Linked DNA regions of Mus musculus: region 2 is linked to region 1. A link is a loop called in an ENCODE intact Hi-C map of the cell type or tissue named here. Cell type or tissue: gastrocnemius. All regions are shown on one strand. Each heading gives the region's core, and the rest is flanking DNA. Links, peaks and the distances in the headings are about the cores only. Region 1 holds the start of Entr1 (endosome associated trafficking regulator 1). Region 2 holds the start of Sec16a (SEC16 homolog A, endoplasmic reticulum export factor).

Region 1 (8,482 bases), core at 377-8,376:
TTCCGTTCGAGTGTCCTCACCCTCAGTAGAGGAAAAACTGAGGTAAGTACTCCAGGCCACTGTCAAGAATGCTTCCAACAGCACTTTAGTCTGATTAGCTGGTGAAACCCACTAGAACCTATGGATGGAGCAGCTGCTTCAGGCAGCCACAGGATGTCAATGGCCTCCAGCCCGAGTAGCTTTATGCTCCCAATAGAAGGCCCAGAGACCATTTTCTCAAGCTCTGCCAACCAAGACAAAATCCAGCCGACTGTCTTAGAAAGACTAAAGCAGAGCAGGAAAGTGCGTCTGCGGCTTTAGGTCTAGGGATGACAAGCAGCAAGGCTCCTCAGCCCGTGGAGCCAGGTTCCCTGAATGGTAGAGGAGGGTTTAAGGTGATGCCCAACTACAAGTTTACATACATTTCTGTTTGAGTTTCAGAGAAGCTCTGAACCTCATTTAGCTTTCTTCTGAGCTTAGAGTTTTCATCTTTCAGCTGTAGAAAAAAAAAAAGTCCTCATTAGACACCCGGTATGTCTCCCTCACAAGCGAACATGCTTCTGTTCTGAAATATTCTCTTTTGTGGGTCTGGAGGTGGAGCCTTATGCATTCGGGGCGGGCCAAGAGGTATGAAGATGCATCCCATGTGTCCATGAAATGTCTTTTTGAGACAGCATCTCCTGCAACCTAGTTTGCCCTTTACTTGTTCCCATGTAGCCAAGAATGGCCTTGCACGTCTCTTCCTCCTGCCTTCACCTTCCAGCGCTGGGATGACAGTTGCGTACTTCCATGCCCAGCTCTGGAACATAAACAGCTCAGGTCAAATGGCATCACCCTCAAGTGATGGAGGAGGAGAAGATGACCTGTGGCCACACACTTTACTTTTTCTAGGTGACTTATGGTTTTAAGGCCTTCCATCATGTGGGGCATTCAGCAAGATGACTCTTAGCCAACACTTCCAATAGACCATTTCTTCATGCTAGCTCGTGTCTGCCTGCCTGTGACCTCACCACAGTACTTCTCAGTCTGCTATACTAACTGCACAGCCAAAACCAACCCAAGGAAGAGCTCTCCATAGAGAAATTCCTTTTTCTCTCTTATTTTTCAGCATTCAGGATCTAACCCAGGACTTTCCAAGTGCTAGGAGAAAATTACCACTGAGCTATCTATTATCTCTATCTTTAGACCCCTCTTCAGGGCAATTCTACATCAAGCCATTATATGACTAACTGCCTTGTCCGTGGCATTGAGCCCAGGCCACCCAGGAAGTAGATGACTGCAGCTCCTCTCCACAACACAGCTCAGCTGTGTTGGGTGCCACACTGCCCTCACTTACTGCTTCATAACTTATCTGCAGCGTCCGCAGGTGTCTGTCCCCTAGGGATTCTTCATGAGCTGCAAAGTCTGCATTAGGACTCCCAGCTGGAGACGCTGGGGAGATCCTGGAGTCGGTGTCACTCAGCGTCCATGGGGGCAAAGACTCGGGACATGCCAGCTCTGACGAGTTGGAGAAAAAGGAAAGGTAGGTGTCACAGGGCGGTGAGTCCTGTGTGTCTCTAGAGGAATGAGTCTGATCCACGGCAGATGGCAAGTAGGTTATATTCCATCCATCATCTTCATCCTCCTCTAGGTTGCTGGCTCTTGTTGGGTCTTCAAAAAATGGCTGCTGAGATTCCAGGCCATATCCCATGAGCTGGGAGGCAGGGGAGCTGTGCTCTAGTCCCAGTGGGTGCCTTGAGGCTTCCTAAAAACAGTGGAGAGAAACACTGCAGACTGGAAGCCAATGCTCAGCCTTCTCTATGCTCCCACAAAGAAGGCCCATCTCATCTACCAAAAGGGGGCCAAGCAGCTGTTCCACCCATACACAGTCTCTCTGTCAGCAGCCATATCTGTCCTGCTTTGCTCCCCACACTCAAGTGTCTGCCTCCAAAGCTGTAAGGTACAAGAGATGTCCTTTAAGGCAACCACTGACAGCTTCCCAGATGTACCTTTGGGTAAATTCGGCTGGTGGTCGTGTCTTCTTTTGACAGGCTGAGGTTCTTGGTTTTCAAAAACTCTTTGAAGGAGAATGGATTGGCTTCTTCAAGGTCTTCAAGTTTGTCACCTGAAAAAACGAACACCACAGAAGACTGTGAAAGGGCCCAACATCCTGTGTTACCATCACGTTTCAACTGTAACTCAAAGAACATTACAGAACATGAGAGCTGCCAAAGAGGTTAGAGAATATGCAGGCTCTCACCCTTTGGCCTCCTTGAGACAACCCTTGCCACTTTAAAAGAAACAAAAAATGCTGTGCCAAACAAAGGTCAAGTCCAGGGGTCCACCCACATTCAGGTAACTGATCTACCTCTGAGTCATATGCCCAGTTCCCCAGTAAAGCCTGTAGGTTGCTGAGGCTGACTTCACTCCACCCCCCTACACATACTACCCCCTGTGCGCACACACAAACACACAACACAGTGGGCTGAAGGCTACTGTAGGCGATTCAAAGCTGCTGAGATGCCACAGTGCATCTCAGGAACTGCTCTATGCCATCCCTTCCTCTGACCTTCTCTCCAACTACCCTAGTTGACCAGCCTCTACCTCCACACCTATCAGACTCAGTTGCTTATGTGGGTCTCATAACACCTACATCTTATGTCGCTTTTTTCTTTTTCTTGGTTTTTCAAGACAGGGTTTCTCTGTGTAGCCCTGGCTGTCCTGGAACTCACTCTGTAGACCAGGCTGACCTCGAACTCAGAAATCCGCCTACCTCTGCCTCCCAAGTGCTGGGATTAAAGGCGTGCGCCACCACTGCCCGGCTCCACTGCTCTTTTGGGCTCCAGGTATATACCCCTTAAACCCTGTCATCCTGAAAGCCCATGGCCAGACCCCTGCCAGGCACTGAGTCTAAGAGGGAAAGAAGACCCACTGAGCTACTCTACCTCCAAAGCGCGTCTCAGGGGCTCCCGAAGGACCTTGGTTAGTACATTTCCCCTTTCCATAGCCAAAACCTGCAAAAAGACATGGTCAGCTCACCGTGATCACAGCAAGCCTTATGACTGCAGCGTTTGTCCAGGGAGGTGAAGACCGCAGACGCCTGACTCCCACTGAGTCTGGGACTAGAAAGCTGTCTTCTGAGGCTGGATGCGGTAAACTACACATCCCTGCGCGCTCTAAGAGCAGCTGCAGGTGGAACGCAGACCCGCTAGGTCCAGCCCCTGGCCTTGCCCAAGCCGGTGGGCTTAAGTGGCCTCCGAGCTCCACCAGGCACTACCTTCCTGCCTTGAGGCGGGCGGGCGGGCTGTGGGGAGGGCTCCCCGCGCTGCCCAGCTCCGCACTGTGGCCGGCGCCCCGACCGACTCTCACCTGTGTCTCCTACCGAAGCCAGCACCGGGCTGGGCACATAGCACATAAACGTCGGCCGAAAGCCGAAGAGATGGGGGTGCAGGTCCCCGCCATGGGGGCGCTCACAGTCTAGCTGGGGGAGACAAGACCGGCGCTCATAGAACGCAGGAGCTGTAAGCGACAACGAGAGCGGCTTCACCGCGGGCCGCCGCCGCCCGCGCCCCCCGGCCCTGCCCCAGCCGCGCGCCGCTCACCGTCGGGAACCACAAGGCTCCGCGTCCGCGATAGAGGGGGCGCGCCCTGCCGCCGCGCGTAGCCCGACATCGCCGCGCCCTAACCCGGCCGCGGCCCCATGGCCCGCAAGGCAGTCGCCGGCCCCTGCCTCATCCGGCTCGGCGGGCCGGAAGCCAGCGCCGAACGCCGCGGGGCGGGGTCGGAAGCGGAAGTGACCGCAGAAGCGCGGCGGCGCGATGGCGACGGCAGTGTGGGCGGCTGCGCGGCTGCTTCGGGGATCTGCGGTGCTGTGCGCGCGGCCCAGGTGAGCCGAGGCCTGTCTCGGTGCGAGGAAGGGAGGACTCGGGGGAGTTGGTACCGGGGGGAACTGGAAGAGAAGAATGGGCCTCTGGATCAGAGCACAGGCGCCTTGGGCCTGGAGAAGGAGCTGGGGACTGGAACCTGGTTGGGAGTGGTCGGCAGAGTCCCTCGGCTGGAGCCTTTAGACCAAAGCGAAGCCCTGAGGGGCCGGGCTTGCCCAGGCCCATATGCACAGGAACTCGTTTCTCACGCAGCCTGCTGATCAGAGTGGACAGTGAAGCCCCAAAGACCGGGGTCGAAGAGATGGCTCAGTAGTTAGGCCTACTGACTGCTTCCCCTGGGTTTGGCTACCAGCGCCCATTTGGTGGCTCACAACCATCTATCTATAACTCCACTATCCAGGGGATCCAAAGCCCTCTTCTGACCTCCATGGACAACGGGCATGCCTGTGATGAACATACATCCGTGACATAAAATAAGACTAAATATTTTGCTGCTCTGCTGTAGGTTTGGATCTCCTGCACACAGACGGTTCAGCAGTGGTGCCACCTACCCCAACATCCCCCTCTCTTCTCCCTTGCCTGGAGTACCCAAGCCTATTTTTGCAACAGTTGATGGACAGGAAAAGTTTGAAACCAAAGTTACCACTCTGGACAATGGGCTTCGTGTGGCATCTCAAAATAAGTTTGGACAATTCTGTACCGTAGGAAGTAAGTTCTATTGGCCATTGTTTTGAAAACTTTCTGTTGATTAAATGTTTTGAATATTTGGCTTAACCTGTCCATTTTCTTTTTATTACCAGTTCTTATTAATTCAGGATCACGATATGAAGCGAAATATCTTAGTGGAATAGCTCATTTTTTGGAAAAATTGGCATTTTCGGTCAGTGTCTAATTTGTAATTTTTATAAGTTTTCAGTTTTCCTTTTTAAGAACTTGTATTAGTTAAGGATCTGAATATGAAGTTGGTGCTCACAAAAGACTTCTGACATGATTTTGTGTGTTTGAAAGCAAATGTACACTTAATGGATTTTGGGTTATTTACTTAAGCTTAATTATTTTTATAGTCCACTGCTCGATTTGACAGCAAAGACGAAATCCTGCTTACGCTGGAAAAACATGGTGGTATCTGTGACTGCCAGACCTCAAGGTATTTCATGTCCATCTGTCCTCCTCATCATGTCCTCCTCATCCTTGGTCAGAGTCTCTTAGAGTCTCTCTGAAAATCCACAGCATGCCTGATGTTGGGGACAGAAAGCATTCCATACTAGTTTCTTCTCTGACATCCTTTGACCTTTAATTGTCCAGGCCTTTACCTGGGAAGAATGCTAAGCTAAACAGGCAGGCTGCTGCTGGCTATCTGAAGCTGGGCATGTGTCCATGTGAAACCAGTCTTCATTTAGACCAGCTGGTTATTTGTCCAGGCCTAGGAAGCCCTGAGTGAGAGACTTCCTCTGTGAAGAGAGGAGAACCAGTTTCCTCTGGTTCCAAAGTATCTCATGGAGAGCTTCACTGTGGGCAGTTGTGGCTCCCAGAAGGCCTTCACACCCAAGAAAGAGGTAGTGGTAGTGTCTTTGCTGGCATGAAGGGCCTCAGTGACTGAGTTGTTATCTGGTGTAAACCATGCACCTGCTATTGTGGCTTATTTCCTTTCAGAGACACCACCATGTATGCTGTGTCTGCTGACAGCAAAGGCTTGGACACTGTGGTGGATCTGTTGGCTGATGTGGTTCTGCACCCCCGACTGACAGGTGTGGCTCTGAGGCTGGGTGGTCAGGAGGAGCTTTGGAAGGGCTATAACTTCCTGTGGGGAGGCACTGTTAGAGCCGGGCACTCATGTGCCAATCATTGGAGAGTGCCAGTGCTGAAACAAGCCTGCAGTGTTCTACACAATGTTTCATCCTTTAATATATCTAAACGAGACCTTAAAGGGTTTACTAAAGTTCTGCTCAGAAATGTCCCTCATCCCGTGTGTAAGCATGAATGCCATGCCTACAGAAGTTTCTCTTGCCTGGTCTCCTTTATCCTCCGAGTCTTTGAGTCCTGTTAGGATGGGAGAGGGCGCAGCAGCTAGCCCTGCCAGCTGCTTTTTGCCCAGTTTCACAGCAGCCTGGCCGCATGTCTCCAGCGGAGGAATGGAGCCCTGACTCAGGGGGTGTCTGGTTCCTAAGTGTTACCACAGCCACCTTGTGTCCTCACAGGTGTGTTTTGGAACAGACAGCAGGTGAAGCAGCAGAGCTTGGAGCAGGTCCAAAGGTCTGCAGAACAGAAAAAGACAAGAGGCCGGGGGCCCTAATTTTCATCTGGCCTCCTCCCTTGCAGGTGCTCCAGAGCTTTTGCTAGCACGATAGCAAGCACCTAGCCAGGCCCGGCTGCTCAGGTCAGTGCTGTCTTCTTCCTTGCTGGTTCAGGCCAAACCCTTGTCTGGACTCTTGCAGATGAAGAAATTGAGATGACGAGGATGGCTGTGCAGTTTGAACTAGAGGACCTGAACATGAGACCTGACCCAGAGCCACTGCTCACCGAGATGATTCATGAAGTAAAACCTCTCCCTGCTGTTGGCCTTGCGGGTGGTTAGGGTCACAGAACAGGCTTAGCTTCCTGGGGTTTTTTGTTTTTGTTTTGTTTTTGTGATAGTTGCTTTTGGTTCAGATTTGGTGTTGAATTCATAACCTCCCTGCCTTGGCTTCCTGTGTGCTAAGATTGTGGGCACATGAGCGAGCTCTCATAGCTGTATTCTTCTGAGCCTGCCATGTCTGCAGTGGTAGCTGTTCCCACTTAGGGTACCACAGTCATTACCATTCCATCTGTGTGGCTCTTCTTGTGTTTTTCAAATCTTCTCTTTGGGGTAAACTTGCTGCTTCCAGACACGGAGCCAAACTGGAGATACTGCCCAGTCTTTTTGTGGCAGATGTGGTCATAGGCCGAGGCGGGGACCTGATTGTTTTTCTCCCTTGGGTTTGTTCTCCTCCTGCCTGCTGCAGGCTGCTTTTAGGGAGAACACAGTGGGTCTGCACCGGTTCTGCCCTGTAGAGAACATAGCGAAGATCGATCGGGAAGTGCTGCACTCCTACCTAAAGAACTACTACACCCCTGACCGCATGGTGCTTGCTGGGGTGGGCGTGGAGCATGAGCACCTAGTAGAATGTGCCAGAAAGTACCTCGTGGGAGCCGAGCCTGCCTGGGGAGCCCCTGGAACGGTGGACGTTGACAGATCAGTGGCACAGTACACTGGGGGGATCATCAAGGTAACTTGGCAGGAAAAGTCTCAGGACTTGTGCCATGTATTCTCTGGGTGTGTTGATGAATGTGTTTATGCTTCTCCTTAGTGTACAATCCAGCACTATGACAGTATGAACACATCCCCTGTTCAAAGCAAGAGGTGACAGGGCTGAGGTCACCTGGTGTCTGATTGAGTGTGGCTGTTTTTGTAGTAGATGTTTGCTGGCTTTATTGACATGTGTCTGGTTGTTTACAGGTGGAAAGAGACATGTCAAATGTCAGCCTTGGCCCAACCCCAATTCCAGAGCTCACACACATCATGGTGGGACTGGAGAGCTGTTCCTTCCTGGTGAGTCCAGGTATAGGTCGGGTGCACCAGTGGGGTCAAGCAACTATGGCCGACTGACACTGACTGGTATGGTTCTGCATTCCATAGGAGGACGACTTCATCCCCTTTGCTGTGCTGAATATGATGATGGGAGGAGGGGGCTCCTTCTCAGCTGGAGGGCCTGGCAAAGGCATGTTCTCCAGGCTCTACCTCAATGTGCTCAATCGGTGGGTACTAGGCTGCTGAGAGCATTGACTGTGCTGACACCTTCCAGGTTTCCTGTCACCTTCACTGGACACCATATGTCCCCCCTTCACAGGCACCACTGGATGTACAATGCAACCTCCTACCACCACAGCTATGAAGATACAGGCCTCCTGTGCATTCATGCCAGCGCAGACCCAAGACAAGTGAGGACAGCACCCCTGTCTGTCTCGCCCACTTCAGTGTACCAGAGCTCTGGGTGGGGAGCAGGGGTGCACTTGAGGGGTCAGCAGGCCAGGGCTGCAGCTCACACCCTCATCTTATGTTCTTTTGTAGGTTCGAGAAATGGTAGAAATCATCACAAAGGAGTTTATCTTGATGGGCAGGACGGTGGATTTGGTAAGGCCTGGAGCATCCTGTGCACCTGATGTAGCAAGTCACTCGGCTGAAAGAGCCACAGGCTGAGCCTCCCTAGTGCCTCCCCGAGGGCAGTGTCCCTCTCTTGAGTTGTTCCTACAGAATGGCCATGCGCTAAAGCATCATTGTACAAGACAGACAATAATGCGGGGATTTTTCCCAGGCCTTTCTTGGCTCCATTTTATGTTGGAACCCAAGTTTGTGTTGACTTTTTTTTTGGAAATGAAGTTTCTATGTTGTGGGCTGTCTGTCTGTCCTGGAACTTGCTCTGTAGACCAGGCTGGTCTTGAACTCAGAGCCACCTGATTGGCTTCCCAACTACTGGGATTAAAGGTATACACTACCACTGCCTGGCTGTCTTTTAGTTAATGTTTGGAAATTTTGTTACTTCCTGGGCCAGAGCTTATAAAAGCAAGGTGATTTCCTTGAGCATGCATTTTTGTCTTTCAGCATAGTGCAAGTTTTCTTCAGT
Region 2 (8,482 bases), core at 194-8,193, 54 kb after region 1:
GGGCTTGGGGTTGAAGGCTGGGACAGACTGCTGCAGCAATTTTGGCTCCCAGTCACCTCATCTGTTTCACCTCCAACAGGAGAAGAATCAATTTGCTTAAAAAAACTCCCTGAAGTATCATCTTCAAGTTTCCCAACTTCTTGCTGAATGAATGTGCCCACCAATTCTTGGGGTCTGGCTGACCCAGGAGGACTTCTGTGGCTATGGCTGCTGTAGCTGGATGACACACTGTCAGGTCGTGTAGGGTGCAGTGGTGTGTCTGGGGCCTCAAGATTTAGCCCCCCACCTCTGGTGAGGCCCACAGTAGCAGGCCTGGAGGCAGCTGGCCCAGGAAGGGGCCCATATCGGATCTGATCACTCAGGGGGAAGGGATCCACACTCAGGGTCTCACGGGGCAAAACTTCTTGATTCTGAACAAATTCTAAGTTCTCAACATTCTCACACTGTGGCCCACTGGCACAGCGGGTCCCGGTCCCCGGAACATCACCCCATGCATCATTAGCAGGGGGCACAGTGCTCTGTTTGTCAAGACGGACGCCCACAGACTGCGAAAAATAAGGTTGCGCATCTCCTTCCTGCGCAGCCTCACTGCTAGGGCCTCTAGGAAAGGCCTGGTAGACACCACTAGCTCCAGGTGGTGGTGGATGGCCCAGTCTGGAGGTAGAAGAAAAGCTATCCAAGTTCAATCTCTTATCGAGGCCTGCTTTTTCAGATGAGAGATTTTCCTCATTCTCTGTCTCTTCCCCTTGAAAAAACATTGAGAGAGCTCCAGAGGCTGCTTCTTGCAGGGCATGGTTAGTTGCTGCCACTGGGGGATGATGCGCCTGGTTTTCAGGACTATTTCCCTGAGTGAAGGGATTGACATGGGCAGGGTCTAGCAGATGCTCTTTATTCACTCCCGGATTCTGCTTCAACTCTGGGCTTGCCCACATATTCCCAATTCTGGAATTCTGCTCAAAAGTGTGTTTAGGGGGGAAGCTACTCAATGGGTGATTTTTACTTTGCTGGTGAACTATCTCATTCCCTTCACCACTGGCCAAGGATGCTGGAGTAAATGTTTGTGGGGCATGAGACTCATGGCCAGGTCCCTGGTGTAGACTAGATGGAGGGGGAAAATGGGGCAAGCTGGCAGCCTGGAGCCCCATGTTCTGAACAGGTCCCTCCAGGTAGGGTGAGTGATGCTGATAGGAGGGCTGAGGGCCTCCTTGTGCAGGCCCCCACTGACCTGGCATCTGTGGCTGAGGGAGGAAAGGAGATGCTGCGTGGGTCACGGCACCATCATGGGGGGCATGCCTATTCATGGGTTGGTCAGGCCCGGACCCACTGTCATTCATTTGGCCCCCGAGAGGCTGCTCAGGACCCACTCCTGGAATGTAGTGAGCTGAATGTGGCAGCATCTGGACTTCATGTCCTGAGCTGGGATCAGCCTCAGCATTCCTGCTCACCTCCAGCCCAGGGAGTGAAGAAGGGGTAGATGCAGGAGGAAATAGACTGGCATCTGCTCTAGGCTGTGACAGAGTTCCTGACAGAGGCTCATGCAATCCTGTGGAGCTATCCCCAGCATTTGTGGGAGTCACAGGCAAACCAGGCCACTGAGAAAAAACAGAGAGGGCTGGGCCAGGCAAATTGGGCAGGCTGCTTTTGGATGAACTTCCTACTGGTGTGTTTTGAAGAGTCTGTCTATTAAAAGCAAACGGATCCGTTACTGGCTGCAATGGGCGTGTTATGGGAGCCACTGGTGCATTATTGGCTGGCTTCCTGTAAGGGCTGTTGGCCCAGAACATGCTCCGAGGATTCCCAGCTGGGGGTGGTCCAGCCACCCCAGACGGGACTGCCTGAGGTGGTGGCTGCATGTTGGAGTCTTTTCCACAAGGAGATGCTGCTTATCAAGGGGGCAGAGTAGAGCTTTTCTTTAATTTGTGCTAAAAAAGAAAAGAGAAGAAGAACATAAGAACTATAGACTCACAGTCCTGGCTATAATCAATACAACTATGAAAAGAACAAGACTAAATGTGATTTCAAATCATTTAAATACCCAAGACTCCATCTCTCCACATCCCAGCCCCACATCATCAGGGACAAGGAACAACCTGTTGCCAGTCTGACAGATTACCATGTTCCATAGTCCTTGACACTTCTTTAGGCCAACACTACCAACTACCACATCCAGAAAGAGCCAACTCCACTAATAAGAAAAAGCACACATAATGTGCTTTTTGTAATGTTACTTTTAAGTCTATTAGAGTTTACACTTCCTAAAACAGTTATAAAGTTACTAAACGCATTTACCCCACCAAGTGAAATGTTTAGGGTAGTCTTCTGAGAACAGCGAAACAAAGTTGCCTCTGACCACTGAAGTTGTAACACAGCTGCAACTAAAAATCCCAAGGACATTTACAGCAGTTTTACTGGTCTCACATTTCCAACAGGGAGATCCCAACAAACCCTCAGGGGGTGGTATGAGATAGGACAAGATTCTCACCAGTGTTTTTTATTTTTGAACAAGACACAATTCAAGCGTAACACCTTAAAAGCCCTTTTCTTTGTGTCAGTCCTTCTTTATGGCACCACCCTCAAGAAGAAATTTGTTTGGCTAATCCACAAAGAAATAAAGCAAAGGCAGTTTAATTCACAGATGTATACTTTGTTCTTGGATATCTTTTTGATAATCAGATTTAAAACCAAACAATTGATATATGTATTTTAAATAAAGCAATTTACAAAAGGTCTCTAATCCCTACCTAAATGTTAGTTCTATTAATCTATTAGCTCAGTTCCATTATTGCCCACATATACTCCTTCCTCTGTCAACAGAGGATCCTATCAACTGACTAGCACCTGACTAAAGACTACAATGGAACTTCAATTAGAAGCAATGCCAGGAATTCATTAGGCTCTAACTTGCCATTTTACATAATAAAGACCATTGCTGCTTCACTTCACCTGAACCAAAAGTGGAAGAAGAGTTGCCACCCCTATTTATCTGACCAGCTGCTGAGCAGCCATAGACACAATAACATGGATCTGGACCTGGCCCGAAAACACAGACTTTTAAGTTCCTCCTGAAACCTGGCTGGCATAAAAAGCAGCTGAGGCTGTCCATCATCTTAACACATCACACAAATAAAAACAAACAAACAATCAAGCAAAAACTAAACTAAAATATAATAAACAACACACGGCTGATGCATCAAGTGTCAATAGGCTGGGTATCCATTGAGCAGCTAAGGGCAACTACCTCTCTGCAGCTAGTTCACAAGATGAGAGAACAAGATCTTTTCACGCTCAAGTGTCTTCTGAATTCACTATTAAGATTTTGGCCATATATTCTTTCAAGGGCCCGATCCCTAATGCTGCCTACGAGAATCCAAATTGCCTAAATTTATACTTAACTATTTTGTTTGCAGAAATTTGAAATTATTTTCTCAACTTTAATGGGTGTTTTATGAGCTAACACTATCCCCTACAAAGACCTACAGCTCCTATACAGAGACCTTTTCCACAATATGCCTGTTTCAGGTGAAATAATCTTGCAACTTGAACATTATTCTTTTAATCGTCTTTACTTACCAACAGAAAGATAATGAACTGCCTACTACTTATCTCAGGATTATAGACACTTTTATTCTGTTCAGCCAGTTATCTACTTTTCAAAAAAGCACCTGTTTCAGTGAGACCTACTGATCTCAGATGCATTATTCATGAACCCAGCTCTGTAGCTCAACTACCTCACATCTCTATACATACTTACACAAGACATTTTAAGTATGACTCTATGTGACTGAGGTATTTTAAACATCCCCTGATCCTTTCACTGCCAGCCTTAACAGCTGTAAACTGTAGAACACAGGGGAACCCAAGAACATTAGTGAGCTCCACTCGCCAACAATCTCCCCCATGGTGACTGTCTGTGATACTCTTATCAGACAGACAAGATAAACACCTCCCTTCTAAGTCAAAATCTGAGCCGGAACCCTTTAAATGTTGAAGAAGGCATTTGCAGAAGAGAAAAAGCTATACACTATGTGAGGAAGACACACAGGAAACATGGACATTCATGTTTGCTTATAAAAGCAAGACGGGATACCAAAATCTGCAAGACATGAGCACTGAAACCCTAGGAAGGGAACGTGGACAACGTGTAAGGAAGCTGCACTGTGCTGCACCTTGCAAAAGGACCTGAAGGAACAGTAATCTGTGAGTCTGCTGTTTCTTACTGCCAAACTCAGAATGGAAAACGCCTCTAGTCAACACTTTTGAAAGGAAATCTTTCCTTCAGTGCGCGACCATCCTACATGCCATTTAAAAACCTGTGTAAGCACAACAGCCAGAGTTATCTACAGGACGCTCCACAGCCAAGCCGACATTTTTCTACACCTTGGTAAAAAACAAATCACGACCTCCCTTGCGACATCCTGCTCCGCCGGCCAAGAGATTACAAATAAACGCTGCTACTCCCTGTTTCAAATGAAAATGTGTCCCATGATCATCAACTTCTGAGGAAGTCTTCGAGCCAACGAGAATCAAATATCTTCAGAACCCAGCAAAAGTCAAGCTTGGCAATTTCCTGCACTTTCTTCGTTTTAAATGAGTTGCGGGCTTCCTCGGAGGTGTCACAGTCTGGCCATGTTAACACACCTTCCCCAGCGGCCAACCAGTTCCCGAAGCCCTGACCAGGTATCTGTCTCCCGTCAGGTCTGGGAAACCACGAGCCCCTTAGACAACCCACCAAGGCGACACGGCCCGTAACCTGTCCGGTGTCTCAGCACCAGGCGGCCCGGTACTGTCGTTCTCCCCAGGCCTGACTGTGTCTCTTTAAATGCGCTCGCCACTCCGGGCTAGGCCCGATGCTCACTGAGCCTGCTTGGCCTCCGCAGCCTCGCCCACCCTCGGGCCTCCACCGTGCTCCATACACTCAGCCCTCACCCTGTGAGCTGTGGTTGGCTTCTCAGGCGCCGCGAACTGAAACCCAGCCGGCGACGGCGGCGGCAGTAGGGGGAACTAGCGCGTTCCCAGCAGCAGCCGCAGCCATCTTGGCACATCCGGCTCCAGGTGCCGCCGCCGACGTGTCCGAAGGAGACGTCAGCGCGCCCCGCCCCTTAATTGCCCCTCCTCTTGCTTCTTCCAGTCTTTCGCTGCTTCACCCATTGCCCCGCCCCCCCTGCCCGGCCCTCTTGGCCGCGCTCCGTACACGTCTTCGGCGCGTCAATCATACCACGCCCCCTTGGGCTCCGCCCCCTCTCCCGTCCAGTTTTGCACTGCTTCATCCTTTTGTTCCGCCCCCCAGGAGCTGCCCCGCCCATTCCCCTTAAGAGCCTTTCGTAGTGTCCCTTTTGACTCCGCCTTTCGTTCGTCTCCAGTCTTTTGCCGCCTCATCTCTTCGTCCCACCCATAGGCCCGCCCCTCTTGCGTCAGTCACTTACAGCTCCACCCCCGTGGCCCCGCCCTCACCCACTTGCGGAGCCAGGAGCGCGGGCCCCGCCTCTTCACGTCGCCCTGGTTACGCTGGTTCTGTCCTACAGTCTTCCTGTTCTAGGATTTGACTGGACAGGATTCTTCAATCCAGATCCCCGGGGAGAATCAGTCTTGAAAAACCAAAGCCAGAAGTTCCGCTGAGTCCAGAGCCCCAGCGGGCCCTCTCGCTTGCCCCCTCCCCATTTTTCCGTTGGGTTCTCTTGGTTGCCGGCGGGGGCGACTACGCGTGCGCCACCCTGCTCGAGTAGCTAGGCGGTCGACTTCTGCGGGCTGGACAGGCGCGTGCGCGGAGCTGTACCCGTTGCTTGGCTACGGCTCTTTGCTGGAGCCTGCCCGGCGCAGTTCGCGTGATTAAGCAAATGCCTTTCCTGGTGCTAGTAGGAACTCTCACCACCACCACCCCCATTCCCCTCCAACCTTTGCTAGAGGAGAGAAGCCAGAGCCTGGAGGCCAAGTCCTTCAAACTCCATTGCGACTCCTCCCGGCAGGGCGCGGCCTAAAGCCCACGGCGGAACGCTGGACTTAGACCAGGGATGTCAGCAGGTCTGTCTGTCGGAGCAGAGGCTCTCCGGAAAAGGTGGGTGCTGTCATCGGGGAAGTGACCAGGCCTGGCTCCCTCACCTGTACTCCAGAGAGCGTGAGAAGGCGGTGCCCCTGCGAAGCCGCCTGGTCAGTGGCGAACCCAGAGGCAGGGAAGGAGGGAGTGTGGTGGAGCTGGCCAGCGCTCAGACACGCAAGCATAGCCGGGAGAACTGAGGGCCAGCTTCATGTCCTCTGACGTGGCACTGTGGGTCACTCTGTAAAGCTAACATTTATCTTTAGAGAGCCAGGTTTCCAAACTCTTTCTGAACACATGGTAGACTCAACTTTAAGTCCCTAAAAAGAAGCAGCAACCCCAACCCTAGGATGGCTAGAGCTAAATAATAGCAAGGCCTCGTCTAAATAAATAAACAAACAAATAAATAAATAATAAAATGCAAGGTCTCCACTCTCAGGCCCCCAAGGGTAGAGATGTTAAAGGGACAGCTGTGCTGGCTCCCATCTCTGACTCCATCCTAAGGTAGGGACAGGACTCGATGCCTGCTATAGACTGGCTGGCATCATGCAGCCAAGCTAACCTGGCCTCTGAGTGACAGACTCCGGTTTTAGGCCCAGTCTGTGCCCATATGCCCTGCTCTGTTGACTGAAACCTCTCTGGGCATCAGGAGAGCCACTGGGTAGTTTGAGGACTTGAATGGCGTACTTTAATGCATATGCAAAGGCAATGGGCACAAACTGGGACTGCCTGAGGCAGGCAGGGCAAATGGTGACTCCTGAGTTTATGGGTGCCCCCACCATTACATGGGTACCTCCACTTTGCCTGGGGACTCTTCGTTTATTTGGAAGTTGGGCACATCATCCCCAGTTCCCTGGAGTCCTATGTAGTCAGCATCTGGTACAAAGCTGTTATAGCCTAGGCTGCACTACAGAGCACACAGGACTCCCATGCATGAAGGCTGTGTCAGAACTCCCTGTGGCTTCTGACACTGTGACCAGCACTTGGTAACCATGTATTCTTTGTAGTGCTACCCAGTCAGCCTCTCCCAGGCTGCACTGTCTGGTGTGGTGGCCCCTGGGCAGTTACATAGAGCTGTGAACTGTGAACATAAAGCATACCAGATAGGTAAGAATTCATTGGTGAGTGTTTATTGAATGTTGAGTATTCTGAGAGCATTGGGTTGAATAAAACTTCTTATTAAACGTGATATATTTTTTCTTTAATGTAACTAGGAAGTATAAAACTCCACATGTAGCTGTCAGTGCATTCCCCCCGGACAGTCCTAGCCTAGATGCTGTGTACTTGACATCCCTTACTCTAGGGCTTATGGCCTCCTTGAGTCAGGAGGCCACAAGGTACTGTTTCCTTTCTGGCACTGAGAAGCCAGGGGCAGGCCTCTGAAGACTGCTACAGGAAGAGGTAGTAGTCTTGGTAAAGAGAGGGTGTCTCTTGGCCTCGAGCCTCTGTCCCTCATGCCTGCTAGCAGGTGTGGTTCCAGCCTCAGTGTTCCTGATAGTCTGTGCCTGCTCTGTTTTTGGCACCATGCTCAGCCCCTGACAAACCCTCAGCATGGACATAGAACCTGAAGAGAAGAAAGTGTCAGCTCCCAGGAGACAGGGCTCCCTGAGTAGTCCCAGACAAAAGTGTGTTAGGGCTACAGGGGTAGAAAGAACTGATGGGGGGAGGGAGGTTTCCTAAAGGATAAGGAGGTGATGGGCTGAGGAGAGTTGTATGCCATTTGTTTCCAGGCCCTATAGTGTATACCAGTGTGCCACCCAGGCTGGCTCCCACGTGGCCAAGGTGAGTGGAGATCCTTTCTTGAAGCTTCAGGCCAAACCCCTGAGAGCAGTGGTAGGCAGCATGAAAGGAGCCTCAGGCCAGTTTCACTTTTTCATGTGCCCATAGTACAAGGCTAGTTTGCAGATGGAGCTCCATACTAGGCAGATGCACCTTGGCAGCCCTGCCTTCCATGTATCTTAGGCCCCTGGGTGCTCACTGTGGGTATGAGTGAGGGCTGACCTGTGGACCGAAGGTACCAACCAGAGAAGCCCTGGCACTTTATCCCTCTCCTGGGCTGCTGAGAATGGGGCTTGCAGCCCTTCCTCCCCACAGGAACGGACACACCTTTGGGTACCCCTCCCCCAGCTGCTAAAACAGATAAATGGCTTGAGGATTTTGTTGGGTGGTCCAACTGTACTGTAAGATTCTAGAAGCCAGAGATTCAAGGGTGTTAGACACCTGCATTTTTTCACCCATGAAAAGAGATGGTAATCAGAACCTGTCCAAGACTTTCCTGAAGGCTTCTGGAATTGTCATGGATAACAGGGGCTCAGAATCCACAGTAGGCCCCTCCCTTCCAGGTACAATACCTGTTAACTACACTACTATCAGCTTCCTGGCCTATGGCTTCTCTTTCATGTTTCCAGAGTCCTGCATAAGGCTTGGCTTATTCTGTGTCTCAGAGGACAT

What was found. Peaks named below come from ENCODE experiments on the same cell type or tissue, not always from the same donor. Only the 100,000 strongest peaks of a DNase experiment are listed, where the experiment ranks them.
Region 2: a loop joins it to region 1, with 4 times the contacts of the local background. A loop is called at or near these places in 4 of 42 quality-filtered maps.

What each region holds. Positions count from the first base shown.
Region 1 is chr2:26,385,589-26,394,070 of GRCm38, forward strand. It overlaps Entr1 (endosome associated trafficking regulator 1), which reads right to left and starts at 3,728. Exons shown (of 10, transcript NM_026563.3): 1 at 3,561-3,728; 2 at 3,328-3,477; 3 at 2,904-2,972; 4 at 1,968-2,083; 5 at 1,316-1,723; 6 at 402-475; 7 at 1-21. The coding sequence starts at 3,630. It overlaps Pmpca (peptidase (mitochondrial processing) alpha), which reads left to right and starts at 3,760. Exons shown (of 13, transcript NM_173180.3): 1 at 3,760-3,844; 2 at 4,348-4,550; 3 at 4,643-4,722; 4 at 4,907-4,989; 5 at 5,496-5,590; 6 at 6,278-6,378; 7 at 6,824-7,087; 8 at 7,318-7,410; 9 at 7,498-7,616; 10 at 7,709-7,799; 11 at 7,930-7,992. The coding sequence starts at 3,777. In gastrocnemius, for the core only: no CTCF peak of the experiment used is centred there; DNase peaks (open chromatin) are centred at 3,436 and 3,741; H3K4me3 peaks cover 2,351 bases; H3K27ac peaks cover 1,723 bases.
Region 2 is chr2:26,440,149-26,448,630 of GRCm38, forward strand. Sec16a (SEC16 homolog A, endoplasmic reticulum export factor) reads right to left here and starts at 5,068. Exons shown (of 30, transcript NM_153125.2): 1 at 4,927-5,068; 2 at 1-1,922. The coding sequence starts at 1,853. 0610009E02Rik (RIKEN cDNA 0610009E02 gene) reads left to right here and starts at 5,776. Exons shown (of 3, transcript NR_152209.1): 1 at 5,776-6,052. In gastrocnemius, for the core only: CTCF peaks have their summits at 4,962 (motif pointing right) and 5,956; DNase peaks (open chromatin) are centred at 1,786, 5,245 and 5,721; H3K4me3 peaks cover 5,357 bases; H3K27ac peaks cover 7,502 bases.